Linked DNA regions of Mus musculus: all the other regions are linked to region 2. A link is a loop called in an ENCODE intact Hi-C map of the cell type or tissue named here. Cell type or tissue: left cerebral cortex. All regions are shown on one strand. Links, peaks and the distances in the headings refer to the core of each region. The heading gives the core; the rest is flanking DNA.

Evidence for each region. Peaks named below come from ENCODE experiments on the same cell type or tissue, not always from the same donor. Only the 100,000 strongest peaks of a DNase experiment are listed, where the experiment ranks them.
Region 1: it touches region 2 in a loop (1.9-fold over the local background); 2 of 42 quality-filtered maps call a loop at or near these places.
Region 3: it touches region 2 in a loop (2.1-fold over the local background); 2 of 42 quality-filtered maps call a loop at or near these places.

What each region holds. Positions count from the first base shown.
Region 1 is chr13:51,475,401-51,485,504 of GRCm38, reverse strand. Shc3 (src homology 2 domain-containing transforming protein C3) reads left to right here. Exons shown (of 12, transcript NM_009167.5): 3 at 2,560-2,623; 4 at 5,287-5,406. Among named protein-coding and RNA genes, the nearest start is that of Gm32834, 62 kb to the right of the region's middle. In left cerebral cortex, for the core only: no CTCF peak of the experiment used is centred there; DNase peaks (open chromatin) are centred at 5,528 and 8,620.
Region 2 is chr13:51,561,405-51,571,508 of GRCm38, reverse strand. It overlaps Shc3 (src homology 2 domain-containing transforming protein C3), which reads left to right and starts at 2,058. Exons shown (of 12, transcript NM_009167.5): 1 at 2,058-4,538. The coding sequence starts at 4,065. In left cerebral cortex, for the core only: a CTCF peak has its summit at 5,036; DNase peaks (open chromatin) are centred at 4,970, 5,319, 5,670, 6,454 and 6 more places; H3K4me3 peaks cover 5,943 bases; H3K27ac peaks cover 4,140 bases.
Region 3 is chr13:51,487,043-51,497,146 of GRCm38, reverse strand. The region is part of intron 2 of Shc3 (src homology 2 domain-containing transforming protein C3); the gene reads left to right. Among named protein-coding and RNA genes, the nearest start is that of Gm32834, 73 kb to the right of the region's middle. In left cerebral cortex, for the core only: no CTCF peak of the experiment used is centred there; a DNase peak (open chromatin) is centred at 5,420.

The sequences.
Region 1 (10,104 bases), core at 645-8,644, 85 kb after region 2:
TCCTGGCGTCCAAACTGTCAAAGACTCATTTTTCTTCCCCGTCTCCACAATGCATTGAATGGCAAACATGAAGCCCGCCTGCATGGTCCCTGCCCTAATTTGACAAGGACGTCTCCTGAAGCAGCCACACTGAGACCATGGTTATTTTTCAACTAGACGGTAGACATTAATTGTGAGGAGTATTCTGTTTGGGGAAACTGGTTGGCTGTCTCTAAGGAGCTATTTTCCTCTTGTTCATTCAGCCCATCTCTTGTGCCCGTTGGTTTATTTTTCTGTGTTCTTGCGGTCTTTTCTCTTTCTCCATGTGGGAGTTGAGGTGTGTTCCTGGCTCCTTTAGGCATTCCTCACTTCAAACTGCCTTCAGCTGTTCTCCCAGTCATTTCTTTTTTCTTTTTTTTTTCCATTTTTTATTAGGTATTTAGCTCATTTACATTTCCAATGCTATACCAAAAGTCCCCCATACCCACCCACCCCCACTCCCCTACCCACCCACTCCCCCTTTTTGACCCTGGCGTTCCCCTGTACTGGGGCATATAAAGTTTGCGTGTCCAATGGGCCTCTCTTTCCAGTGATGGCCGACTAGGCCATCTTTTGATACATATGCAGCTAGAGTCAAGAGCTCCGGGGTACTACTGGTTAGTTCATAATGTTGTTCCACCTATAGGGTTGCAGATCCCTTTAGCTCCTTGGGTACTTTCTCTAGCTCCTCCATTGGGAGCCCTGTGATCCATCCATTAGCTGACTGTGAGCATCCACTTCTGTGTTTGCTAGGCCCCGGCATAGTCTCACAAGAGACAGCTACATCTGGGTCCTTTCAATAAAATCTTGCTAGTGTATGCAATGGTGTCAGCGTTTGGATGCTGATTATGGGGTGGATCCCTGGATATGGCAGTCTCTACATGGTCCATCCTTTCATCTCAGCTCCAAACTTTGTCTCTGTAACTCCTTCCATGGGTGTTTTGTTCCCAATTCTAAGGAGGGGCATAGTGTCCACACTTCAGTCTTCATTCTTCTTGAGTTTCATGTGTTTAGCAAATTGTATCTTATATCTTGGGTATCCTAGGTTTGGGGCTAATATCCACTTATCAGTGAGTACATATTGTGTGAGTTCCTTTGTGAATGTGTTACCTCACTCAGGATGATGCCCTCCAGGTCCATCCATTTGGCTAGGAATTTCATAAATTCATTCTTTTTAATAGCTGAGTAGTACTCCATTGTGTAGATGTACCACATTTTCTGTATCCATTCCTCTGTTGAGGGGCATCTGGGTTCTTTCCAGCTTCTGGCTATTATAAATAAGGCTGCTATGAACATAGTGGAGCATGTGTCCTTCTTACCAGTTGGGGCATCTTCTGGATCTCCCAGTCATTTCTTACTTCCCGAGAGTCACAGGGTTGAGCCTGACACACCTGATTTGGACCTCCGCAGCCTCCTTGCCTGGACTTTTCTTTATTCCCAGTTCTCCAGCCCTTACTGGATGAGACCTGCACATGGGATTCCTGCCCTGCTGGAGCCTATGCGTGTTCTTTATACAAGGGCACTCTCATCCCTCAGTGAGGACAGTGCCTGGCATAGCAAACTTCTCAACCAATACTGTTCTGCGCACCTGCCCTGGGCATAGACCCTTGTACCGCAGAATTCCTTTACTCTTCATGCCTCTGGGCTTTTGTGACTCAGCAGTTCCTCAACTCTTAAGCCCACTGTAATTTAAAATTATTATAGGAAATATACTGAACCTAGAGAATATGCTAGAACATGCTAGCTTAGCAGCAGAGGACTTGAGTATTGGCAGTTTCTTCTGGTGATCATGGTGCAGACTGTGAGGTGAGGGTTAATGCTGCTGTATTCATTTATTTTTATTTTTTGAGACAGCGTCTCATGTGGTCTCAAACTCGCCATTAGGTGAGGATGCCCTTGAACCTCTCTGATCCTCCTATCCCTACCTCTAGAGTGCTAGGATTATTGCTATGCACTACCAAACCTGGTTTTGTGGGGTGCTAGGGATAGAATCCAGGGCTTCAGAAGTGTTAGGGTAGCACTCTACCAACTGGGCTGTAGCCCCAGCTGACTGTATTTAAAATGGAAGACGTTAGGAGTCCGACAGTGAGAATCATGTTTCCTCTGGTGACATTTGAACTTACTTCGGAAGGGACCTCTATGAGCTGTGGTGGCTGGATAGGTTAGGTCCTGGTAATCTGTCCAAGATAGGATGTTGCTAAAGACGTGATTGACAGAGTAAAAGAAAATGTTGGGGAGAGTTCATATCAGGTGCTGATTTTTAAAAACGAAATGTTAGTTAAGTTCAGAAAAGGGGAAAACAAAATGCGGCATTGATCATCATATGACCACACTAGGGAAGAGAGAGAATGTGGCGAAAGTTTTAAGATGCCCTGCCTGTGCTTGGTTTAATTCTGCTTGTCGGAGAGACACACTTGGAGGGCCAATTTTCTATGCTAAAATAAGCAGGCAGTTATTGCCCCTGGACCTCTGAGTGCGGACTCTCCGAGTTACATAACTCTGATTGGCATGTAATAAAAGTGAATTTCTCCCTGCCCTTAGGGAAGCCATCAGCCGTGTCTGCGAAGCTGTGCCAGGTGCCAAAGGAGCCCTCAAGAAGAGAAAGGTACGGTCACCCTCACTGTCACGTCTGTGACCTCCTGCGTGTGTCTCAGGGCCATCCTCCGTGTCTCCACCCACATAACTGTCCACTGTGTTCTTACATGACCTGGGGCATTTTTGTCATTCCTTAAGGTAAACCACCCAACGAAAGCTAAGACACTGTCTCTCTGTGTGTCTCTCTCAAGGTTGTAGATACCCACAGTGGCTTAAACCCTGGAGACAATGATAACAATGAACACCTGGCTAAGCATCCCCGAATCCCATTACATACATGAGTTCATGTACCCCTAACCACTCATGGGCCTGCCACCTAAGTGGTAAATGCTAGCAAATGTTTAACAACTGGATCCTGGAGTTGTGAGAGGGAGGCAGGACACTGAGTTCGTAACAATGCCAACTACTATAGTGTAAATATTTTCCCGTGGCTGACTCAAGCTTTCAATGCAAGGTCCCTGGAAAGACCCATATAGCTATTACTGTGTTGTATTTTGCCCAAGCACAGCAGATGGGGCCCGAAGAGCACAGGTTTACACAGCGTGAAACCAGGTAGCCAGTATTTGCTGTTTTAGATGCCATTTAATGCAGTTGTGACTTTGTATAAACTAACTTTCAATAATAGTTGTGCTTAGTGGTCAGCTCATAGCATTTCTAAAGATGGGACGCTTAGCTTTCCTGAGCCGGCTCAGCTGCGTCACTGGAAGTCCCCATGCTGTAGATGATGGAACTTGAGGCTCTGGGCTGAGAAGCCACGACGTGGATAGGAGCTGGGGCTACGGTCAAGCCAGATCACCTGCTCCAGAGGCAGATGTTCAGCTATACTTCTAGAATGTTCCATCCTGAATATGGCTGGATTAGGAGGGGAAAATATCTGGGGGTTGGGGAGAAAACTCAGCTGGTAAAGCGCTTGTTGCATAATGTGAGTTTGGATCCCCAGTTATCCATGTGAAATGCCTGACTTGGCAGCACATGCCTGCAGTCCCTGTGCTAGAGAAACAGAGGCAGGCTGGTCCTGGGGCTCACTGGTCAGTCAGGGTTGCAGAATTGGTATACTTCAGGTTCCATGACTCTGTCTCCAAGTATGAGGTAGAGAGTTTTAGAGGAAGACACCTAATGACCTTTAGTCTCACGTGCTTGCACACATCTGCACCTGTACTCTCTCTCTTACACACACACACACACACACACACACACACACACACACTCACTCACTCTATCTCTATCTCTCTCTCTATCTCTCTCTCTATCTCTATCTCTCTCTATCTCTATCTATATATATCACTACAAAAAAGAAGAAGAAAACATTGAATTAAGCTGTCTCTCTCATTAAGTATCTAAGAAAGAAATAGTTCAGCAGCCACAATCATAACTTTTACCCACCTAGAAGGGATTTGTGGGGAAGCCTACCACATAGAGCCTTATATCTGCCCCAGTCTGAGCTTTCAGATTCCAGATAGCTTTGTCTCCAAGTCACTTCTGTCTTTAGAACTGGGAACATTCATGAACCTATAGGGCAACTGGGCCTAGGGCACAGAACTTGGCAGCTGATGTTATGTGATGGTCAGTCCCTGGGAACCAAGCAAAGCTCTAGAATCTTGAATACAGAAAGCAAGGTGCCCCCCTGGAAACAGCAAGGAAGACCACCATCTCTAAGAGGAAGTGTTCCTAACAAGTCTTGTGGTTCCCTTGCATTTCTCTTGGTGGGAAGAGATGGAGGTAAAGGCTGCTTTCCAGACTGTACCCCAGATGCACTTGACCCGACTCTTGCACAGGGGAGATGAGTTCTCTAAAAGGCTCTTTTGAAGCATCAAGTAAAAAGAAAAAGAAGAAAATAAATTGGCAGGGATACTAAAGGAAATAGCATCTATCTGGGAGCAAAGAGCTGAGGTTTGGGTCGGCCAAACCATGGCAACCCGGAGGTAAGTTCAGCAGGATGTATTCTTTTGAAGTAGAAGCTTTCCATTAAACTTTGTCTTTTGAGACAGGTCATTGGCTGGGCAGGCACCCTAAACTGCAAATCCATTCTGATTGGTTCATTAACTAGGCTACTCCCCACTGAGTGGTTGGTATACCAGGCCAGCGGGTCTGCGTCTGGCCTCTTATCTGAGTCACAGGAACATCCTGTGGTCTGAGCTTCTGCAGAGGGATGCGACCTTCTGTTTCCCAGCTCCACTTTAGACAGCCTCAGCTGCTGCACTGTTTCTCCTACTGGATTAAAGAACTGTGCGTCTGATTAGGAACTCTTTGGCATAGTGATCAGAGGACGTTCTAGCCAAACGGAAAGCGTGGGTTGGCCCTGGAGGACACAGGAAAGGCTTTAGCATGTGCCTAGGGATCCAGGAGAAGGTGACTGGCTGGACACTGGAGCTCTCTGATACTCCCATAAGGACTTTCTGACATGTGATGGAGACACCAAGCCTGCCTGCGTGGTTTCTGGAGGTTTACATCAAAGGGATCTGTGAGACGCCAGCATTATAGTCAAGGCAGCCAGGAAGACAAGGAGTTCTCCCCCAGAGTTTACATCTTAGATCTTTTACAGTTTTATAACTCATATTCCTGAATGTGCATAGACTGAGAGTCTGGGGCTGGGGTATACTGGCATCTCAGCCTTTGCCCTTTCAGACACAGAGTCTGCATCAAAAGCTAATCTCTCCCCCTTGGATTTCACAGCCGCCGAGTAAGATGCTGTCCAGCATCCTGGGGAAGAGCAACCTCCAGTTCGCAGGGATGAGCATCTCCCTGACCATCTCCACCGCCAGCCTGAATCTGCGCACTCCTGACTCCAAACAGGTGTGTGGCTGCCCAAGGTAGACATCCCAGGGCCTTCCGGCTCAGAGCTGACTGAGTAGCCCATGCGGAACCTGCTTGGCCGAACCTTGAACTTGAGCCAACTTGACAGTGTGCCCACTGATGAATGAGTGGTTCTCTGGAATTCTGCTCTAAATGGTGGCTGTTGGTGTGCTTGTAACCAAGAAACGGTGATGTGGTTGCAAACGTCCTGGCATCTGCCCTTGTTTTATAGCCATGCGTTATTGGTTTTATGGGCCACATTTTAATCTTATCCTGCTTGAGGTAGACAGCATGCTGTGGTTTAATAGGCAGGAGTTTTCTTCCTCTTAGCATCTTAGGTTGGAGTCTCTTATAGTCCCTCCTGTCTCAGGGTTGATGGGCTGGCATACTTGCAGTGTAGACAGGTGGAGACCCAGGCTACACAACCACACTTATAAAGGCAAATTTCAGGTAGGGTGGCTGTGTTTCTGTGTGATATCTATCTATCTATCTATCTATCTATCTATCTATCTATCTATCTATCTATCTATCTATCTATCTATCTATCTATTTCTGTGTGATGACTGTGTTTTAGGCCTATCTATATATCTTCTATCTATCTATCTATCTATCTATCTATCTATCTATCTATCTATCTATCTATCTATCTATCTATCTATTTCTGTGTGATGACTGTGTTTTAGGCCTATCTATATATCTTCTATCTATCTATCTATCTATCTATCTATCTATCTATCTATCTATCTATCTATCTATCTATTTCTGTGTGATGACTGTGTTTTAGGCCTATCTATATATCTACCACCTATCTCTCTCTCTATCTCTATCTATCTATCTATCTATCTATCTATCTATCTATCTATCTATCTATCTATCTATCTATTTCTGTGTGATGACTGTGTTTTAGGCCTCTCTATATATCTACCATCTATCTATCTATCTATCTATCTATCTATCTATCTACCTACCTACCTACCTACCTACCTACCTATCTACCTACCTACCTACCTACCAAAAAAAACCCAAGATGTAGAGACCAATTAGATCTAATGTAGAACCGAATCGGGGCTCTTTTGAGACATAACTGACCACATCTCCTCATGCTACCTCTTTGTCTTCCAGAGTGCCACAGATTACCCTTTTCTATCAGTTTTCTAAGGGTTGGACTAACCAGTTCTCGAGGCTGTGGATTTGAGATATCTAGTCAGCCTAGCCTTGCACTGGCTGTCTTAAGTTGAACCCCAGCTGTTCATGGAGGCTGGCCCACAAGGCTCTAGGTAGCCATGCAAACTGGAACCTGGCCTCTGTGACACAAGGGCCATTCATTTCCAGGGGTCCCTAGGCTATAACTCTCCACCCTTCTTGCTCATTCTCCACTTAATGAAAGAACAAGCCCAGTAAGGATAATGCTAAGACAGCCAGTTCCGAGGCCCTGTTCTACCTTGGATGGTCTAGGTAGGGTCTACTTAGGTGTCTACGTCTCACCCCTGTCATGTGTTAGGTGTGTCTAAATGTAGCTTTTCCACACCCAGGGGGTGTGAGTTAGGGGATACAGGAACAGTTCACAGCATATGGCTGTGTCTTTCCCGTATCCTGAGTTCAGGTCCCCAGTGCAGCAAATAGAGAAAGCAAGGCCCCCACCTCTTCCACCCAGGGAGCAGACAAACAGCAGTGTTGAGTGCTGAGGTCTGAGCAGAGGGCTGGAGTGAATCTCTTATAGGAGAAACAAGTGCTGAGCAGAGCACTAGGCTAAGACTTCTTATCCACCTTTCTCCCTCTTGGGTACTTGGAGCGGTGAGAGGCAAGCAAGACAGTGATCGCACATCCAGTTGACTATGTGTGTGGCTTATGTATGTGTCTGTGTATGTGTGCATGTGTGTGAGGGGGTTATATAGCATGTGCATAGAGTGTGTGACATGTGTGTTTGTGGTGTATGTATGTGTGGTGTATAGTACGTGTGTGTGCTGTATGTGTGTGTGCTATGTTTATGCTGTTTGTGTATGCAGTATGGTGTGTGTGTGTGTTATGTGTGTGCTGTTTGTGTATGTGGTATAATGTGTGTGTGTGTGAAGTGTATATAGTACGTGTGTGTGGTGTATGTGTGTCCTATGTCTGTGTTGTTTGTGTCTCTGGTATGGCATGTGTCTGTGTGTATGTATGTGTCATGTGTGTGCTGCTTTTGTGTGTGGTATGGTGTGTATAATGTGTGTGAGTTGTGTGAGCATGTGTGTATGTGTAAACAGGATGATAACCTCAGCTGAAGATTGTCAGACATCTTCCACTTTGATTTTTGAAACAGAGTCTCTCATTGTTCTGGAGTTCACACATTTGCCAAGACTGCCTGGCCAGTGGGCCCCTGAAACCCTCCTTTCTTTACCTCCCCAGTGCTGGGATTACAGGCTACAGTCCTAGTTTTTCACATCTTCCGGGGGATCAAACTCAGGTCCTCACATGCAAGTGTGGCAAGCAATTTATCAGCTGAGCCATCTCCTCAGACCTTGGAGGTGTTTTATGAGAAAAATTAAATAAATAAAAGTTAAACACACAAAAAATCAATTATGCAGCATTAGACACTTAACTCCGGGCATGGCAGGGCACACATGTAATCCAAGTGATAAGGACTCCAAGTCAGGAGAATCACAAGTTCAAGGCCAGCCTTATCAACATGAATTCTAGTCTAGCATGGGCTACAGGAAGCCCTGTCTCAACTGCCACCCCCAAGAGAACAAAATCCTGGCTTACGGCTGGGGATTCTGTTGACTTATCATTCCTTCTGGAGCTGCTTGCCCACCGGTAGCCGGACTCTAGAGCAACCATCATTAGCTCCGTAGCCTCCCGGTGGCCTCGCTGCTCCCTATTCTCCTGAAATCTCAGGTTTCTCTAGATGAGGTTTTACAAATGTCAACATGCAGAGTCAGCATTTTAAAATATTTAAAAATTGGACCCTATAATGATATGTTATTTTCGAGTTTTACAGGAATACGTATTCTATCTGGTGCCTTCTGACTGGGGACAAGGACAGAGGACACTGCTCAGAGATAAGCCTGGCTGTGTCGGGATGGAGCTGGGAGCTCTTTTCCACACAGGAACTCTTCTTCAATGTCGTTACATTGTCTTTAAAAAGATAAAAATAGCACAGAGGACTTACGTAGCTTTTAGAATTTAGGGCAGCTCTTAATTCACTCGGTGTCTACTGAATTCCACAGATGCTACAGCTTATAAACCGGATGGAAAATTTCCGTTTTAAGATGAATGTGGAAGAGCCCCTGGTCTTTAAGCCAGGGTTTTAATTTTCGGATGCTGGCCTTCTAACTTATACATATGTAATATGAATGGGATGGAGGGAAACAAACCATGCTTCCCCATCTTGCTTCTGCTGTTTGGGGAAGCAAAAACTGCAAGTTGTAACATTGTACTACAATATAGTTCCTTCTGTGTGTGTGTGTGTGTGTGTGTGTGTGTGTGTGTGTGTACACCAATGTGTCTTAGTCAGGGTTTCTATTTCTGTACAAACATGGTGACCAAGAAGCAAGTTGGGGAGGAAAGGGTTTATTCAGCTTACATTTCCACATCGCTGTTCATCACCAAAGGAAGTCAGGACTGGAACTCAAGCAGGTCAGGAAGCAGGACCTGATGCAGAGGCCATGGGGGGATGTTACTTACTGGCTTGCTTCCCCTGGCTTGCTAAGTTTGCTTTCTTATAGAACCCAGGACTACCAGCCCAGGGATGACACCACCCACAATGGACTCTTCCCCCTTGATCACTAATTGAGAAAATGCCTTACAGCTGGATCTCATGGAGGCATTTCCTCAAGGGAGGCTCCTTTCTCTGTGATAACTCCAACTTGTGTCAACTTGACACACAAAACCAGTTAGCACAGTGTGTGTGTACACATATGTGTTGTATATGTTTGTGTGAGGACATGTACATATGTGTGCATACATGTGGAGGTCACAGGTCAACCTGCATTGTCTTTGATCAGGCAGTGTCTGAGGGTTGTTCAATGGTCTGAAGTCCCCTCATTCAGCTAAGATACCTACCTGTCTCTAGTACCAAGATTGTAGCCACTCTACTGAGTTCTTTTCTATGTGGGTTGTAGGGATTGAACTCAGGTCCCCCCTACTTTTTTTTCCCAAATTTTTATTAGGTATTGTCTTCATTTAAATTTCAAATGCTATCCCGAAAGTCCCCTATACCCTCCCCTCCCCGCTCCCCTACCCACCCACTTCCACTTCTTGGCCCTGGTGTTCCCCTGTACGGAGGCATATAAAGTTTGCAAGACCAAGGGACCTCTCTTCCCAATGATGGCCAACTAGACCATCTTCTGCTACCTATTCAGCTAGAGACACAAGCTCTGGGGGTACTGGTTAGTTCATATTGTTGTTCCATCTATAGGGTTGCAGACCCCTTCAGCTCCTTGGGTACTTTCTTTAGCTCCTCCATTGGGTGCCCTGTGTTCCATCCAATAGCTGACTGTGAGCATCCACTTCTGTGTTTGCCAGACACTGGCATAGCCTCACAAGAGACAGCTATATCAGGGTCCTTTCAGCAAAATCTTGCTGGCGTATGCAATGGTGTCTGCATTTGGTGGCTGATTATGGGATGGATCCCCGGGTGCAGCAGTCTCTAGATGGTCCATCCTTTCGTCTCAGCTCCAAACTCTGTCGCTGTAACTCCCTCCATGGGTGTTTTGTTCC
Region 2 (10,104 bases), core at 1,221-9,220:
TCTGCACTTGATGCCTCTACACAGAAGGCTCCTAACCCTAAGCTGGCCACTCCCATGCACTTATTCCCTTCCTCACCTGATTAGACTCTCCACTCTGATGAACAGGACTTGACTCAGGTGAATCCTCCAGGTAGGAAATGTGGACTTTGCCTTGCACTCCTCTCAGTGGAAGATGCCTGGCTACAGGTGGTCAGGGGTGAGCAGTTCTCAATGTCAGCTGCCCAGGCAAGGCACTTTCTTGGCATTGTTATAGGATTTCCATCCATATCTCTGGTTAATAACACAGTCCAATAAACTAAGTGAGTTATGAATAAAGATAATTTACCTCTGCTCCTTAGTCTGGTACAGCTGAGAGACCAAATTCTTGGGATTCTTGCTAGCAGAGTCTGAGGTGGCTCAGGGCTTAAGACGGTGAGAGACTGGGAACACGTATGCCTGTGTGCACACACGAGTGTGTGTGTTCAGACTCTCTACTTCTATGTGGTTATATGTGTGCAGGTGCATCCTTGTGTGTGCTTGTGTGGAAGTGTGCCATACCTGCATGTGGAGGACAGAGTATGGCCTCCACTCTCATTTCTTGGATGACAGCCATGTTTTCTTTAAAAATAGCTTTTCATTAGATGCATGTTAGAGCACATGTGTAGGGGGTCAGAGGACAACATCATCTCCACTGTGTGGCTCCTGGGGACTAAATTCCAATCATCAAGGTTGATAGCAATCTTGCTGACCCCATCTTGTTTGTTTGAAATAAGGTCTCTTCTTGGCTTAAAACTTGCTGAGGGGTTGGGCTGGCTGGCTGTGTAACACTGGGTCGTCAGCCCATTTATTTGTTTGTCTGTTAGTATTTTTGGTTTTGTTTTTTTAAATGTTGAGTTTTTGAGGATTGAATTCAGGTCCTCTTGCTTGCAAGATAAAGCATTTTACAGACTGGGCTATTGCTCCTCTACTCTGATGACCTAATCCCAGTCCTGTCCCAGAAGCCCCTCCCCTAAATGACACAGACTAAGCTTTCACCTTTTGAAAGAAAGGTGGCCAGGATTAGACTTCAACATAAGCATCCAGTGAACACGTGATAGTCACAGCATAGCGCAGACTTTGAACATGGCATCTAGAATTATCTATCCTCGTTCTCACTGGTGCCAGTTTGTTTCGAGTTGACAGCCCAGAGCTTGGGCTTTGGGGGATCATGCCTAAAATAAGCGACAGCCAGGCTCCCTAGGGCGAACAAAGGGCTCTCCTGGGACAGGCACGTGAGCAGAGTTCCCCTGCAGGGGCTGTGGAATTCCATCTGACGCATTTGGGCTCTTTAATTTATTTTCTTTTTTCCTGTACACCAAAATATTCGTATCACTTTCCAGCTAACAGCAGCTCTAGCTGTACTATATGATATTCTTGGTATATTAACGTCTAACACCAACGAGTCTAATTGTTGTATGTAAATTTACACCGCCATTCATATTTTCTCAGTCGGCTCCCTCCGTTGGCCTCATAATAGAATCCAAAGTCTCCTTGTTGGCTAAAGGGTTAAATGATGTAGCTTTGGGATCCCCTCCGCTGCTCTGGAGACTTAGCTTGCATAGGTCTTCTTTATTCCTTTATTAGGAAAGACTTCATGGGGAAGAGGCTAGCCTTTGACTGGGTCTTCTGTGTGCATTCATAATAAAAGCTGGTACATTCATGGCTGCTCTGTGAGGTAGAAGAACCAGTGAATGAAAGTTTGGGTACAGCTCACCTCCCAGAGAGTGGTCCTGCTTCACCCGGAACTGACCCGATAGTCTCCAACACCCTTATAAAACTAATTTTCCCCATCTCTCTATACCGGCTTGTTTCTTCCTCCCAGAATTTTTGTAATCAATCTGGGTGGTGTTATTTTTTTTTTTTTCTTTCTCTTTTTTTTTCCCACACTGCTGTTGGATAAAAGATCCCGCCCTTGATTGAAATGGAATCTTCCACTATTGAGCGAGCCTTTGTTGAATGAGTCATCGGCTCAGCCTCTCATTGGCTGAAGCCGCCTGAGCCCAGGGGATTGCCTGGCACCGGCTGCAAGGACCCGCTCCATTCACAGAAACGCTGGCTCGCTCGCCGGCCCTTTCATTCACACAAACAGCATCTCATTCACATTCGGTCTGTTTTTTTTTTTTTTCCTTTTTCTTTTTTTCTTTTTGTCTGCTTCTAATGAAGAAGACCACGGTTTGGGAATGGTGGGGCTGACTTGCTTCAGATTGGAGGGGGACTCCAATCACCATCGAAATCGTCCGTGGGGTGCGCATCTGCTGTTGCTATGCGAGCTAGAGGAAGGGAGAAAAGAGAGTGCGGGGTGGCTGTTCAGCTAGGGCTGCCGCGCGGTTGGAGAGCGGTGGGGACGTGTTTGCTGCGCCAGGGCGGGCCTGGCGGCTCTGCGCTTTTTCGTCCTCTGGAACCGGCCTCACTTGCACGGCCGCCACGGGTGGCTCTCCCTAAACTCCCTTCCTGGGGCTCCCAGAAAGCCTGGGAACCGCACTGCCTCCCGAGATCAGCCCTGGGCGTGAGAAGACTCAGGGTGACCTGCTAGTGTGCTAGAAGGCAAATGCATTCGCTTGCACAGAAGTTACCAGGAAACTTTGACAGCGATTGACTTCTCGGTGGTGCAGGTTATCTGTCTTAACACATGAGGCCACCTGGTAGAGGCCACCGAGGAAGGGCTCAGTGGGTCTCAGAATCTTGGTCAGACCCTCGGGGAGGCTGTCGATGTCCTATTCTCCCAAGCGTCAGGAAGAAGGCCTGTGCGTGTCACTGCAAGCCTGGGCCCGACTCGCAAGGAAGAGGCCATTCTTGCTGTGGATTTGATGGACAGTTAGAGCAGCCGCATTTTTTTTCCTGCCTGACTGCAGGGCTGCAAGCAGCAACTGAAGGGACATTGAAACGGATTGGTAATGCTACTAAGGCATGCTTCCAGGGCTGAAACACATTCACTTGGAATAAAACTCAAAACGCGGCCCTCTTTCTCTCTCTCTCTCTTTTTTTGGCATGGATTTCTGGAGCCTGTTGCCGCTCAGCAGAGATGCAGGTTTTTTTTTGAAGTAGATTTTTCAACTGAACCCTAGCTGAGTACGGCTGCTGACTGCTGTAAATTATTAGGGAAGACCCCCTCTGAGCTGTACTGAGAAGAAATTTCTGTGCTGATTTTTTTTTTTTTTCGTGAATTGGTACAGGAATTGCACCGCCACAGATACATGGCTGCTCTGCTGATCTGAACAAGAAAAGCAAACCACAGGAAACTGACAGGTTTTTTTCTTTCTTTCTTAAATATTCATCTGCTGGTGAAGGGTCCCCCCTCTTTTTTTTTTTCCTACTTAAAATTCTTGCTACTTTCCAAAATCAGGATTCATCAGGATTCGCCTTGAAGACTTCTTTAAAAGCCTTCGTCACATTTGAACGCATCCCTGTCAGACACTTCTGGGCTTCATCCACATGAGCTGAGCAAGGGAAGAGCAAGCCATTGCACGGAATAATGGGTTGCGGAAAGTTCAAGAGATCATTTGACGGGACTGGATTTACCTTTGGCACAGATGCGGGATGGGGAGGGGGTAGGTGAAAAGGCAAAGACTGGAAGGAAATATCTGCGAAGGTAGAAAAAGGAAATTTGAGAACTGATTGGCTGTAGTTGCTGTCAGCGGGTGGATGTCGTTTTCTTCTCTCTCTTTTTGCTACAGGAAGTGATTTGCGGAGCTCACCGAGCCTTTGTTGAGAAGGGTCTCCTCAGAGTGAGTCACGCTTTTGCTGGGAGCAGCCCCGTGCAGCTGGCCGCTCGCTCCATCAGCCGCAACTATGACTTTTGCAAGGCAAGCGTTCCACCCCAACCCTCGGTCTCCAGGGCCCGCGCTGCGTGGCTGCTGCTCTGCTGCCTTGTAACGGTGAAAAGGGCTCGGTCGTCGGCCTCGGCTGTCCCTCTCCGGAAAGGCTGTCCTGGGACTCGGGCTCCTCGTCCCGCTCGGGGGACCGCGGCTCGTGTGCTATGCGCGGCAGTCCGCGCCAGGGCCGGCAGCAGCAGCGCCCGGGTGGATGCGGCGAGCCCACGGAGGGGCATGCTTCCACGCACCAAGTACAACCGCTTCAGGAATGACTCGGTGACATCGGTCGATGACCTTCTCCACAGCCTGTCGGTGAGCGGCAGCGGCGGCAAGGTCTCGGCGGAGCCCGCGGCGAGCCCCTACCTGGTGTCGGGCGAGGCGCTGCGCAAGGCGCCGGACGATGGGCCCGGCAGCCTGGGCCACCTGCTCCACAAGGTGTCCCACTTGAAACTCTCCAGCTCCGGCCTGCGTGGCCTGTCGTCGGCCGCCCGGGAGCGGGCAGGAGCGCGGCTCTCGGGCAGCTGCAGCGCGCCCAGCCTGGCGGCCCCGGACGGCGGCAGCGCGACCCCCGGGTCCCGCGCCCCGGCCGCCAGCATGAGTGCCACCAGGAAGAGCCGGGCCGGCGACGAGCCACTGCCCAGGCCCCCTCGGGGCGCGCCGCACACCAGCGATCAGGTGCTGGGGCCGGGAGTCACCTATGTGGTCAAGGTGGGTAACCCGAGCACACTGCTGGGTGGGGGTCTCGGAGACAGGGTGCGGTGGGGAGGAGGAAGTCAGGGCTGGGGACAGATGTCATTCTCTGAAGCCCCAGGGTTCAGGGACAAGCCCCAGGGAACACAGACGACAGTTGGATGTGAGGAAATAAGCCCTCCTTAGCCATTCTCTTGCTCGACAGGGCAAGGAGAGAATTAGAAATGCTCTGTGTGGGGGGGAAAGGGTGAACTGTCTGGTCACCTCGCATGGAGCCTGCTTTCCCCAAGGCACCGTTGTTGAAGCATGCTTTGGTCACCTGGCTTCATCAGATGTCCCTCTCTCCCTAGAAATCCATCCCTGAGATCATGGTCTGGCCTACTTGAGGTACACTTGTCAAGCCTGGCAGCCAGCCTTCTCCCCGATGAGCGATGTCACAACTTCTGTGTCCTCCCCTGGCGGCGGGGTGGGCCATAGTTACCCCCCAGAGCAAGAGCAACCAGCTTCTAGAGGGCAGGGCAGGAGACACTGCCTTGCTTCCTATAAAAGATGGGTTCTTAGCGTCTTACCCAGAAAGATTTTCTTTGGCTCTGAACTGTTTTGGTTTACAGCCATGGGGAGCATTTGAGACTATTTTTCAGGATGATAAAAGTCTTACCTTTTCATGGACTAAAGAGGGAATGAGGTTGTGGCTCTTGGACCCACCTGAGGGAAAGGAGCTTTTCTTGTAACACAAAAAATGATAATAATTTTAAAGATCCCAACGTAATTGATAGAATCCCCGCAGCTCTCAAGCGTGCCAAGGCCTATAAGGTACCCAGCACAGCTCAGCCCATCTGCCAAGTGCTCATTTCTTCCAGCCAGACCAGCTGCAGCAGACACAGCCATGCTTTGCCCAGATGAGAGCCAGGAGAGAGACCAGGGGCTCATTTCATCGTGCCCCCCCCCCCCCAATGCTCTGCCCCAGGGCACTGCTTTTTCGGTTGAAGTAGATGCTCTCTCAGTCACCTGTGTCAACAAACCTGTGGGACAGACGTCTGGCCTGTAAGCGGTAGTTGCAGATCCAATTTAAAACTTCCATAGGACACTTCTTCAGATAAAATGTAGCATCTTGGCAGCTTGGAACCAAATTCCCTAAGGGGTGCACATTATCTTTGACTGTATAAAACGCATGTAGGGAATGTGGCCGAGGACCTCCCTCTCTTCAGCTTGCTTTTAATTGGTCCTCTCAGCTACTGAACACAAATCACATATACTGTCACTATACTTTCACAAAGGGGGCACAGATCAGCATAATATACGCACATCCTGTTGCGTGTATCTCAGGAAAGGATGACTGCTGATCATTTAACTGATACGTCCAGGGCCCAAAGGGCAAAGCCAACCCGATAAGCAAAGGAAAGCCAACACTGATAACCTCGGGATTAAACTGTGCCTGGAATGTAGTCATTACCTCTGGTAGTCTCCTAATTGCTTCTTCTGCTTGTTTCTGTTAAGCTTTTAAAAAATAGGTAAATAGAGCTTGGGTAGAGCTGTTGGGGTACGCACCCCATAGAACGTAGAGGGTTGCTTTCAAAATGAGGGACATTTTTTCAAACCCATACTTTAAAAGAACCATTTGACTTGGTGTCAGCTGTACCGGTGCCCAAACAGTAGGTCAGTGAATCTGGAATTTGAATATTCAGCCAGACAAATTAAAATGGTATTTTAGGGAGAAAAATCACTTTAATGAAGGCTTTGCCCTTGTGAGATGACGCCACAGGACCAACATAGGAAGATAAGATAGCCTGCTTAGCCTGGGATCTCTCTGTGGGGACAGTTTTGAGTTATCCCAGTGTCAGCAGCCGTATATCCAGGGCCAGAAAGCTGATTGGGTCTACTCAGAGTCTATGTGTGTCCCCAGGAAGAGGGTACAGCAGTGCCCCAGAGGCACCTACACATAGAGATGCAGGCACCAGTGACCCACACTATAGTGACCCAGTTGTTATTGGCCTGGTTGTTTATCCGCAGCTGTGAGTGTTTATGCTCCTGTGAGCATAAAGCCAGGGGTGGTTCCCCGCATCTCCGGAGAAGTTTGAGATCACACAGAAAGGAAGCCAAACAGATACTAAGGGACAATTGCAGTCCTTGTGTGCATAATCACGTGGCCCTCTGTCGGCACATGTGAGCAGATTTCCCACATTGTCATGTTGACTTCAAAACCGACTAGTTTTATTGAAAAAACCCCACAAAACTAAAAAAACTTCTTACGGTGGTGTTTATCTGATGGTGTTATTGATGAACGAAGAGTTCTTCTGGAACCTTCAAAAGCCTGCATCTTAAACCCGGAACTCAGTTCTAAAACCCTAGGGTTTAGAGTTTGTGAAAGGACTCAACTCCTTTCTATACACTTGTTTTTCTAAGTTAAAGAATGCCCCGGATGTTTTCTAGATTTCTGGAAAAATCCAGCACTGCATCATCACACCCGATCTATGAGAAGTACTTCCTGGTAGGTGGCAACTGGATGTCATATACAGGAGTGATAACTCCGACACGTCAAGTTCATCTACTTGAGAGGGCACTGTGGATACTGAAGCTGGGTGGGTTTTGATTTGTTTCTGTGGGCAGCTGCTAACGTTGAAGAAGTATGAGAAACTGGAAACTAAAAAAAGTTCCCAACCAACAGGATTCCTAGCTCCCTGCACATTTAACCCATATTTTCTGCCACCCTTGAGCCTGCTGTTAGTTTATCCCTTTCTTTCCATAAAAAAGCACCCCTCTCCCTACATGCCCAGACAGGGTCTTAGTATCCCAGGCTGGCTTTGAACTTACTATATAGTCAATGATGACCTTGAACTTCTGATCCTCCTGTCTCCCTCCACCTCTGTATGGAGATTGCAGGTGTGAGTAGCCCTGTCTGGTCCCTGGAGATCCCCTGGTGCTGGGGATCATACCTGGGGCTTCCAGCATCCTGGGTAAGCACTCTGTGGACTTAATGACAACCTGAGCCTGCTGTTCAATAAGGGTGGGTGGGGGGCTTATGCACTCTGGAGGGCTCAGCTTTAGACTTTGCCAGCCAGGTCTCAGTGGCAACACTACGTTACACCTCTGTACTGGCTAGTTTTGTGTCAACTTGACACAGCTGGAGTTACCACAGAGAAAGGAGCTTCAGTTGAGGAAATGCCTCCATGAGATCCAACTGTAAGACATTTTCTCAATTAGTGATCAAGGGGGAAAGGCCCCTTGTGGGTGGGACCATCTCTGGGCTGGTAGTCTTGGGTTCTATAAGAGAGCAGGCAGAGCAAGCCAGGTGAGGCAAGCCAGTAAAGAACATCCCTCCATGGCCTCTGCATCAGCTCCTGCTTTCTGACCTGCTTGAGTTCCAGTCCTGACTTCCTTTGTTGATGAACAGCAGTATGGAAGTGTAAGCCGAATAAACCCTTTCCTCCCCAACTTGCTTCTTGGTCATGATGTTTGTGCAGGAATAGAAACCTTGACTAAGACACCCTCTAAGTATTCCAGATACATGCTTAATTGTGGTATCATAATAGAGAATGAACAACAAGCCATGCCCCGGATAGACAGAACGGAAACCCTGACAGCTGAGAACCATGAACTGTCATGATGTGCCAATCTAAAGCTTGCTCTCTATTTGGATGTAAGGGTCGCTGGAGATGGCTGGAGATAAAGGAGAACAGTTCTGTGGCTCCCCACCTGTGTTGTGAGAGTGGCTGGCATGGGGCTCTCTCAGGCTGCTCCTTCTTCTCTTTCCTAGTTCCAGTGAGGGAGACCTTAGACAGGAAAGCTGGTCTGAGCCCGGCACCGAAGAGCCGTTGCAGACAAGCAGGTCTAAGGCCTGGTTTTGGAACTGCTTGGTGGCTGCAGAGACAACAGTTGTGGGCTGTGAGACTGTGGTCTGCATCAGGCCAGCCGCTGGCCCCAACATGGTCATCAAAAGAAAGGCTCTTTCGAACCACATTTTAAAAGGCTGAGAGGGGTTGATGTGCTGAGATGTGATCCCATTTAGGGCAGTCCCAAGTGCAAACTACCAAAATAAGATCAAACAGAGAAGAACGGCTGAGGTCCTTGCACTGAGCGGTGCACACTGTGGTGCACCCAGGGAGCTGGCAGCCTGGGCTGCTCATAGATCCTGCTGACCCCTCTGTATCAGTTTGTGCCATCATTTCTTTACTGGGGTGAAAATGATAGGGTCTCTATGGAAATGTCATTATTGGGAATTGACCCCAGGGCCACACACATGCTCAGTTAGAGTTCTACCACTGACTCCCCAGGCGTAGAGGAGGTTTTACCAACTGACAAGGAGGGAGTTTTCCTTGGTATGTTGGGACTGGTTTTCTTCTAGAGCTAAGTTTTTTTAAAAAATGCTTTTAAAATCATTTTTCTCTGGTTTATGAATCTAGTGACATCTGGAGTTTGTGAGTCATCTGTTTTATTCATTAATCTTCTATTTATCTTTATGGGTGGTTTTTATAAACTAGATTTATTCTGAAATTTATTCTTAAATTTTGACTTGACTCATCTACAATGACATCCTTTTCTTACAGCTTTATTTTTTTAGTAACTATGGGTAAAGTTCATGCAAACCCGTGCTTGCCAAGTCCTTATGAGTCCACCCAGGACCTCAGACGGTGAAACTAACTGGATTTTTGTTTTGGTTCTAGATGAGTTGAACTTTAAAGGTTGATATTTTCTCTTAAAGTTGTTTAACCACCTTGGAATGTGTAGCTTGCATGCAAATACTGCCTAAAACATTTGAACGATAGCTTTAGAAACTCTCATGACGTTGATGGTTAAGTTCTAATTTGGTCTGGAAAATGTGTTCTCTCTTATGTGACATAAGTGTTGATTTGTTAAATGAACACACTTGCCACATATCTATACTTATATCCCACTGCAAAGTACATACATGTGCCATATACCACACACATCATATACATATATACCTCATATCCTACACACACACACACACACACGCACGCATGCACGCATGCTCGCGTGCACACACATATGCACAATCTGTCTAAAGATATACTCATACCACATACACATATACAAACACACTACACCACACCACACATGAAAGCACAACTCCATACCCCATACAAGTTGTTATAACTAATTAATATACACATACACCATGCATCATATATGTGTACATCTGTACATCCCACATATACAATCACAGATATACACAAATGCCACATACCGCATATACACACCACATGCTATGTTACATACACTTATTCACACACTGTAGAGATATGCACATGCCATATATATACATACATATACTACATATTATATACATATACACCACATACCTATAGGTATACACACATGTCACATACTGCACTCAGACTCAGAGCTTACATCACATATATATGTGCCTTCCATTGAATATATATATATATATATATATATATGCTACACACTGTATCATAGATAGTACATATCACATACACATATACTGCATAGATATACACAAATGCCATATATTATACATACACATATACAGCACGTGTCACAAACATACAACCCTCACACTGCATAGATATACACATGCTGCATCTCTCTCTCACATACA
Region 3 (10,104 bases), core at 970-8,969, 74 kb after region 2:
GACCTTCCACAGCATGAGAAATAATTACAGGTGATTGTTTATGGGCTGGAGCTGTGGCTCAGTTGGTAGAGCATGTGCCAAGAATATATAAGACTATAGTGCCATCCCCAGCAGAAGGTATAGAAGCCCAAATTCATCTAGTTACATGGGTTTGATGACAGCTGGGGTACATGAGGGTTTCTCTCAAAAATGAAGAACAGATGTTTACATCTGGCCTGGCATATTGTCAGAGGGACATTTTATTCCTACCCACATTCTTTTCCTACCCATCATAGATCTGTGGGTTAGTCAGTGATGGGAAGAAGCCCAGAGCTACCCAGTGGTCTGCAGCCTGGTGATCCTGGGAAGGATTAGAACTTAGAATCCTCTGGGAGGATTATGAATGAGTCCACACTCCCCACCCACACAGTACATGTTCATTCAACCACATACGTGGTAGACTGAAGATGTTCAGGGCAGCCTCATCTTGTAGGGGTTTGTTTCTTGTGGGGCTGGACCCACCCACTGCCTGTGTCAGTGGGAGGAGAAAGGGCTTTTATCTGTTGAGGTTGGGTGTCCTCTGAGTTTGGAGATGTTTGTCAGACCCCCAACCTCTACCCATGAGATCATGAGATGCCATGATCTCCCTGCCAACATTATGACAAACCAAAGTTGTCCTCGGGTTTTTTTTTCTAGTGTCCAGAGCCTCAGAAGGTTGCTTTAGGCTAATCCCCATGCCCTTGCAATGAATTAATTTATCATAAAAGAAATACATGCGGGAGCTGGAGGCATAGCTCAGAGGTTAAGAGTGTCTTGCTTTGTCGGGAAGACCTGAGCGTCGTTCCCAGCACGCACACCTTGCAACTCACTTGTGCAAGAAGAAAGGATCTTCTGGCCACTTCTGGGCTTAGAAGGCACCTCCACACACTCATGTGTGCACACTCACAAGACACAAAAAAGCAGATTCACAGTCTCTGTCCTCCTTGCGACTGGCTTTCACTTTCTATAGAGTCCTTGTGTTATAGGCATGGTGTCCTGTGTGTCATACCTCCCTTCCTTTGTAAATCAGGTATGGTTTCACTGCCTGTGTCTGCCATTCCAGGCCTCTTCAGCTGTTGGATAGTTGGGTTCTTTCCAACGTTTGGCTGGTGTGAGTGAAGCCTCTGGGAGGATGGGTGTGCAGACACCTGGGCAACCCCCCGCGGCCCCCCCCCCCCCCCCGCTGCCTTTGGTGCTTAGGGATCCTGTGAGAATTCTACGTCTGATCTTTTCAGGAGCTGCGTGTTTTTCCCGAAGCAGTCACATGTTTCACTTTCCCTCAAACCCACAGGCAAGGCTTTGAGTTTTCCCCATTACCATCTCCCTGTGCTGGTTTAGAGGCTAGCCACCTGATGGGAATGAGGTATGATCTCCTGGTGGCCTCTGCAGGAAATCTCCTTTGCATTCATAGTATGACTTCATGGTCCCAAAGTCCCTTTGCACGTGAGTTGGACATTGATGTCTGGGTAGTGAGGCTTTGCCCATCACTATAAGCCAGATGTTGTAGGCTGGACTGTATTCCATCACACACAGCTGGTGATATGAACTAGAGGTACTACCAACCCCCACTTCCCACCTGTGTGACCATAAATGGGCTCTAGTTCTCACTCAGAAAATGGAGGTCTGGTCATTTCTGTGCTGAGAGATTAGTACATGCCACCTCACAGAACAGGGCCAGGTAGCATGCCAGTCCTGAAAGCCGCTGTTGGTTTGACCACATCCTCCCTCTCTTATAACATCCTGGGTCACCAGGATGAGAGCATCACTTCCAAATGGTGCCCTCTCTGACACATTTCCTGGGCTCACATCTTTACCAGGGGAGCCAGCATTCCTGTTTTGCCTTTCCTCCCTTGCCAGGGCCTTCCCAAGCCTTCTGACAAGCTACAGACGTAGCTCTGAGGCGCAGCATTTGCACAGAGTGTGAAAGGCTCTGGAGACCCCTCGGTGTCACAGAACCAAACCACACCATTCTGGTTCTCCAAACTAGGTCGTCATAGTGTTTTTCTGCTTCAAAACAGACACTGGCTCCTCCTGATAAGGCCTGACACCCCGGTCCCACTGCCCCGTCCTCTTGAACTTGCTTTCTTTTCCCTGTTTTCTTATGGGCTTAAATATTCATTTTTTTTAATGAGCTAGCATACCTCTTGAGAGCAACAGTTGCAAGGGGCAGGCTGAGAAGAGGTTATCTTAATCACTGAAGAATTTCTACCTCAGTAAGAACATTCCCCCAGAAAGCCGTGTGAGCCTTTCCAGCCCACGATATGACCATCTCCTACAGAGCAGCCACCTCCACTGTGCTGCCCACAGCCTATGGTAGACACCCTATCCTTGAACTTACCATACATGGTGAATCCAATGTGCCATGTGTCTGCCACTTCCTCACCATCTTGTCTGTGGCCTTCCTTCCTGCCATCCCTACTCCCATACACACACACACACACACACACACACACACACACACACCATCCTCTTCAATGGCCCTGTCTTTGGTTGTGAGTGATTCTTTATTGTGCATGGAGCATCCATAGCTGTCTAAGAACAGAGTCAATTGTCTTTGGCTTTACCTGGCCTACTGGGTCTGATAGCCTGGGATGATAGCTAAGGGAACACACTGTGGGCAGTGGCCTCTGGTGTATGGGTCTGCTGTTCTCGTTGTCACCAGGAGTTTAGGAATTCAGCCTGTTCTTATTGGCCTTGTAGCACCATTGCTAATGTCAATTCTTTCTAGTTCCTTTACAGTTTTAAATTATGTATGTATGTATGTATGTATTTAGTGCGTGCGTGTGTGTGTACATGCATGTGTTATGCATACATATAGAAGCCAGTTGTAAACATTGGATGAGTGCCTCCTCTATCTCTCTGTACATTATTATTTTGAAACAGGGTCTTACAATGTTGCCCCGGTTAGCCTGAAACTTACTCTGTAGACCAGGCTGGTGGAGAACTCACAACGATCCACCTGCCTGCACTTCCTGAGTTCTGGGATTGAAGGCACATGCTGCCATACCCAGCCTTCCACCTTATCTTATGACACAAGGTCTCCCACTGAACCTGTAGCTCACTGATTAGCCTAGATTGGGATGGCAGGTGAGCCATCTCCTGTCTCTGTCTCCCCAGCTCTGGGATTTCAGGCACGTGTCCCCAGACCCAGCTTCCGCATGGGTTCAGGCCATTGATCTCACGTCCCTGTGCTTCTGCTAAAAGCATCTTACCAGCTGCTCTATTCCCAGGGCCCGCACTGGGACTTTTAATTATCTGTAATCAGATAGCCAATCCCACGCCAAGTCCCTACTGTATCTGAAGGAGACCGTTTCCTCTACCAGACGCCACACACATCCGGCTGTATTTCTGCATGTTTTATCCTATCCGCTCATGCATCTGTCTTTCATGCAAAGTGAGTTTCAGTTTGCACTCCCCCTCCCCCCTCATTTTTATTTCTTGTTAATTTTTTCCAAAATGTCTTCATGTCACTTTAAAAATTCTAAGGTACTCTGGATGGCTGGGTGCAGGTCAACGCCAGCATGAGAGCTGACTCTATGGTCTTGGTCAGTGGGCTGGACCGCCTTGTGCCTTTGCAGAAGAGTGGAATGGGCTTCGGGGTGTGTGTGAGAGAGTGGGGGGGGGCAGAAACACACCTCTCTTTTACTTCCCTCTCCCTCCCTTCTCTTCTTGACAGGGTCCATATCTGTACTGGCTAGTTTTGTGTCAACTTGACACAGCTGGAGTTATCACAGAGAAAGGAGCTTCAGTTGAGGAAATGCCTCCATAAGATCCAACTGTAAGGCATTTTCTCAATTAGTGATCAAGGGGGAAAGGCCCCTTGTGGGTGGGACCATCTCTGGGCTGGTAGTCTTGGGTTCTATAAGAGAGCAGGCTGAGCAAGCCAGGGGAAGCAAGCCAGTAAGTAACATCCCTCCATGGCCTCTGCATCAGCTCCTGCTCCCTGACCTGCTTGAGTTCCAGTCCTGACTTCCTTTGGTGATGAACAGCAGCATGCAAGTATAAGCCGAATAAACCCTTTCCTCCCCAACTTGCTTCTTGGTCATGATGTTTGTGCAGGAATAGAAACCCTGACTAAGACAATATCCCAAGCTATCCTCAAACTCAGGATGTCGCAGGGAGTGACTGTAGCAGGATTAGAACTTCTAATCCTCTCACCTTCCAGGCACCACACTCAGTTCTATGTGGTGCTGCAGATTGAAGCCAGGGCTTTGTGCATCCTAAGCAAGTGCTCTACTAACTGAGCTACCTCCCTGCTCTTGAGAAAGGCCTTTGAAGGATGTTCAGCATTGCCCTGAAAGCCAGAGGGTGGGGAACTTGCTGAATGCGCTCTTAACACTGTTTGCCCTGCTCAGTTGCATGCTATGATGCCTGGACAAGATCCCAAGTGGCTACTGGGTGCTGGCCCAGGCTGTCGTTCCCATTTGCTATGAACCTGGGGGTGGGGGTGGGGGAATGGACTGTTTACTTCCTCAGTCCAGGAGAGGCTGACTATGGGGTAATCTCCTTGGCCATCAGATGAATAGGTGAGCAAAGTGGTCAGGGGTTTCTCCCAGGGTCTGCCCCCATTCCATACTTCTGAGAACCTTAAGGACCTGAGAAAAACTGAGTTCTGGGGGATGGGTATAGACTCAGTTTGATTCCATCAATGTCACATGGTTCTAGACAGAGTGAAGAACTTTCTTTGTGTTTCAGTTCACTTTGTGTCTTGAGCATTTGAGGCCTGCTGCTCAGGAAGGAGGTGCATAAACTTGGGCTTCCTTTGCGCCCCCACTCCTAGCTTTCCTTCACCTTGAAGTACTGGGCAGATCTCAGACAGGAAGCAGTGTCAGGTGTGGCTTCCCATCATGGGGACACCACACTGCCCCCTCTTACTCTGCCTCACTCCAAGCTGCCTTCAGAGGTCACCCTCCCCAGCTTCCTGCAAAGTTTACTTGGCATTTTCTAGAATTCCATTTAAGCTCCCCTCTTGTTCCTCTCCTCCTCAGTTCAGCCAGTGGCACTTTCCCTTCTATGTCCCCAAGGAGATGCACAAATACGGACATAGGAGTCAGCGATGAGGAGGGAGCCACACAAGAGCTTTGCAGCACCCCATCACCCAGGAAACATCCTGGTATGATAGGCCAGCCCTGTAGTGGGATCAGAAAAGGGAACTAGAACTTTCCACAAGGCTACTGTTGCCTAAATAAATGTCACCCGCCTAGGATGGGTTGGAAGACTGGTCAACGTTATGTGTAAATACTGAATCACTCAGCACCTTCTCTTTTGTCATGCACATGCTGGCTGCCTCCACAGGGCTGGGCTGGGTCCACAGCTGGGATTTGTGGACTCATGGTGCTTTTGTCCCACAGCTTGGTTGTGACATGGTCCTTGCATCTCCTTGATTTATACCCTCTCTTGTCCACGCCCCCACTTATCATTTCTGACGTTTCTGGGTGCACAACTTTCTGCTGACTCATTGTAACCTCCCTTCGTCATATTAAAGTTTTTTTTTTTTTTTCAGTTGCTGAACATGATGGCTAAATTTGGTTGTCATTTTGACACATTTGGGAAAAGAGAACCTTAATTAAGGAACTGCCTCCCCCAGATTGTCCTGTGGGTATCTTTGTGGGGCATTTTTTTGACTGCTAATTGATATAGGAAGGCCCAACACACTATGGACAGTACCATCCCTAGGAAAGTGGCCTTGGGCTACATCAAATACACAGCTGGCTGTGAGTCTGGGAGCAAGCCAGTGGACATGGAAGGATGCTCCATGGTTTCTACTGCAATTTCCTACCTTGAGTTCCTTCCTTGGCTTCTATAAATGATGGATTATAACCCGTTAGCTAAAGTAAACCCTTTCCTGCCCAAGTTTCTTTGGTCAGGATATTTAGTGAAGCAACAGAAACATAACTAACACTGAGAGGTGACCAAAACCAGTAAAACTGATGATCCACAGATTTCTAGGAGTTGGTACTTTGATCTGACATATTTGGCAATGTCTTCGGGTTTATAATGGTGATATGGAGTTATTTATGAGTGATACAATCCTGACAAAGAAGTCCATCTTTAGTGAGCTAAGTGGACCACTAAAAATGTCACATATGTGATGTGGGAACCTAGAGTCTCCTTGCATTCTGCTACCCAGCCCCGAAGTGGCTGTGACCACTCCTCGGCTGCCCTGGAGAACATCAGGAGGTCTGTAGCTTGACTTCTTTGGCACCATCATCCACACAGTCTTGTGTGGAAGGCGTGGCTTCAGGGTCACAGAATTTCCCCATGAGCTATTCTTACCGGGAAGGGCAGGGCTGGAGGATACAAATTGAAGCGTGGAGACTGTTTCCCTCTGACACCAGGAAACTGTGCTACCTTCCTGTGGGTGAGCTGGGGTTTATCAGTGATGCCACCACCACCTGCCTGTTGTGTGTTTGACTTTGTTGTGTTCTCCTGGCTTGGGAAAGAGAAAACTTAGGAGTGGTTTCTATTTTGTTTGGTTTTTCAAGATTGAATCTACTTTTAATTAACGTCTCTGTGTGTGTGTGAGTGTGCGTGCGTGCGCGCATACGTGTGCATATGTGAGTGTGCACAGGGGCATGTATGTGCACATGATCAGGTATGCCCATGGAGGCCAGAGTTATTGGATTCCCTGAAGCTGGAGTTACAGGTGGTTGCAAGCCATCTTGACATGCATACCAGAAACCAAACTCTGATCCTCTGTAAAATGACTGTGCTCACTTATCTGCTGAGTCATCTCTCCAAGCCAGCGAAAACTGAGTTTCAATTCTGGTTCTGCCCTTGACTTGCTGAGAGTTTGTACAGCTCAGGCAAGGATGTCTGGAGCCAGTGGTGTACCTCTTTGTGCCCCTGTGCCTCGAAAGGTGTATGTTTTCAGTAGAGCCAGGAGGGAGGCAGGGGCTTCAGGACCCCCCTCCCAAACCTCTCAACAGCATCTCCAGCATGCGACTGAGCACTTGATCTCATCTAGTGACAGTTCTGTCTTAGACAGATATAGACACTTTAGAGGTAGAGCTTGGTTGGAGGAAGCAGGGCACTCTGGGCTGCCTTGAGGTTTTAGAACCAGACTCTGTGCTTCTTGACTGTGGATACATGACCAACTAACCTCAAGGCCTGGTCACCATGTCGTCCCTACAGCCATGGACTGTACCCCCTCAAACTATGAGTCAGAATAAGTTCTTCTCCCTTAAGTTGTGTCTGCTCAGTAATTGGTTGCAACAATGAGTCAAATAACTAATGGAGGGGGGGGGAATAAACTATCAGTCACTTTCAGTAATTCACACCTACACATGGATCTACTACTATTTTCCTCTTTTTCTTTTGAGACCGTCTTTGGGATCATATTCTGTAATCCATCAGATTATAATTGTTATAAATATATGTGGTGTTTGGAGCCAGAATTAGATAAAAGGACTTTATAATTTATATTTCATTCTCCCTCCTCCTTCCATATTCGTAATGGTTAGTTTTAATTGACAACTTAATACGATCTAGAATCACCTGGGAAAATGATCAATGGGGAGTGTCTAGATCAGCTTGATCTGAGGATATGTCTGTGGAGGTTGTCGTCTTGGTTGTGTTAATTGATGTGGGAAGACCCTGCCCACTGTGGGTGGCTCCATTCCCTGGGTTTGCATCCCTCCTTGTAGAAGAGTGGGAAACGTGAACTGAGTCGGCAGCATGCATGCATCCGTTTCTCTCTGTCTGGACTGTGGATAGGACACACTGCTTTAAGTTCCTGCCTTTTTAACTTCTCATGTGCTGTGATGTGTTTCTATACGGTAGCAAAATGGAAGCTGCACTGGCAGAATTCCTATGGGAAGGGCAAGATGGTGGAGGACAGTGGGAGAGTCTGAGTTACCCTGGTTAGCGGAGGTCTCCAATATGATCAAGGTGCCACGTGGCATAGAAAAAAAGACTGTGTCTAGTCAGGTGCTTGCAAAGGGAGTTTCCTTGTCTGATAAGGACCAGCATTGCAGGCTAGGGGACATTGTCAGCACCCTGGACAGAACTTCCCCAGGACTTCTCAGGTTCCTTCCAGGATGCTTCCCACCCACACTGCCACTGAGCTTCAGGCTCCATGCATATTGTGTCCCACCAACCCGGGACCCATATACTCATCCTGGATCCCAGGAATCCCACTCTCTGCCCCTGAGCCTCAACAGCCTCAACCTTGCCTCTGGAATCCTCCTATTCCCCCAACCCCTGTCCTGTCTCCACCTACAAGCCCTGGTGTTCCCCAGCTCTTCCTTATTTTATGATCCTATCTCATTTCAGTTCAGAATGAGCAGAAAACAAGAATCCATTTTCATTAGGATATTGGCTGCCCACATCTCAGGAGACTCTAGTTTCCTGTCCCACAGTTGTCAAGTGTCTCCTATCTTCTGCTCTACCAGGACACCCTGTTCTTTGTCTCCTCTTGATGAGGCATTCATGGACTCCTTCTACAGTGGCTTCTCCTTTTCCCATTGGTTTTTGTGTAGATGTGCCCATTGATTTTTGAGGTTTAGGTCCCCCGTGTGACCACCCATGTCATTCACAGCTACTATGATACTTACCTCAGAGTCCCGCTTGCTGGATGGAACTTGCTGAGTGGCACATGTGTAACCAAAGGGATCAAGCTGAGATGCCTCCCCCATTTTCACAAAACATTTCTCATGTCTTGCTCAAAATCTCTCTGTCCCATCTTGGCTTTGTCATTGGGATTTTGGTGTTTTGGGTTTTCTTCCTGGCTGATTTTGAGATGGTTGTCTCTTGACTAAATTTTTATTTTGATGCTATAGTTTGCACTGGTATTTCTTTCCTTTTATAATGTCTTACTCTCATATCAACCTTCCACTCAAAGATCATTAAAAACAATTCTTCCTGTGCTTCTTTAATATTTTCATTTCTTTTTTTAAAAAAACAATCACAACAGCTTCTCCTTGTGATGAACCAAGAATTGGTGATTTGCATATGAATAGCTGTCCACTCTCCACTACTGGCTCAGAGATGTCTCCAGCTGAAGTGTGTATACGTGTGTGTGTGTGTGTGTGAGAGAGAGAGAGAGAGAGAGAGAGAGAGAGACAGAGACAGAGACAGAGAGACAGAGACACAGAGACACAGAGACACAGAGAGAGAGACACAGAAAGACAGAGAGAGGCAGAGAGACAGAGACAAAGAGAAAGAAAGTACACATGTACACACGTGTGAACTTAGACTTAGCTTATTGTTGAATTTATTTCATTTTCTGTTGCCCTTTCTCCTACTTAACTACAAACTAAAGAGGGCAGAAAATTCACCCAACTGTTCCCCTATTATATTTTTATTGTTTCACTGGGAACATTTGTACAAAGTCCAGCTCTAAAGTTCTACACTGGCAAGAATAAGATCCAGCTGTGAGAGGTGTCTGCTCCATCCATGAGGATTCTGGCCTGGATAGAGGAGATGGAGATGCTGTAAACATGAAGGTTAGTGTTTTGGCCCAGCTGCCTCTGGTAGCTTTTAGAGGACTTCTGAGCCTGCCAAATGTCCCATTTTAGTATTAATGGAGCACTGAGGTCAGGATTTAGCTTCTCGAAATTGGGTTGCACCGAGCAGAATGCTAAGAAGCAATCTCTATTATTTAAAAAAAAAAAGCCAGCAAAATTGGTACCTGGGTTCCAAAGGGGATTAAATGGAATTACACAGAACTAAAATATTGCTAAATGAACAAATTGAGACAGCACTGCTCACAAAAAAAAAAAAAAAAAGCCAGGAAGGAAATTGAGAAGAGCTACATTTAAAATTAGACCTTGGAGTTAAAGTAACTAATTTCAGACATCTAAATATTGCTGTTTTTAATGGTGTGTCATTTCTCTTTCAAACAGAAATAGACACCATCTCAAGTTGAAGTGAGGATTTATGCACACGAGTGATCACATGAGAATTAGAAACAGATTCTGTGGCCATTCTAAGACCACACACACACAAACACACACACACACACACACACACACACACACACACACACACACACATGTGCGCGCGCACGGGATTCTGAAAGCTCGCAGGGGTATCCTTAGGAATCACCTTGAGTGTGTGAGCTCAAAAAAGAGTTCTGGCTTATCT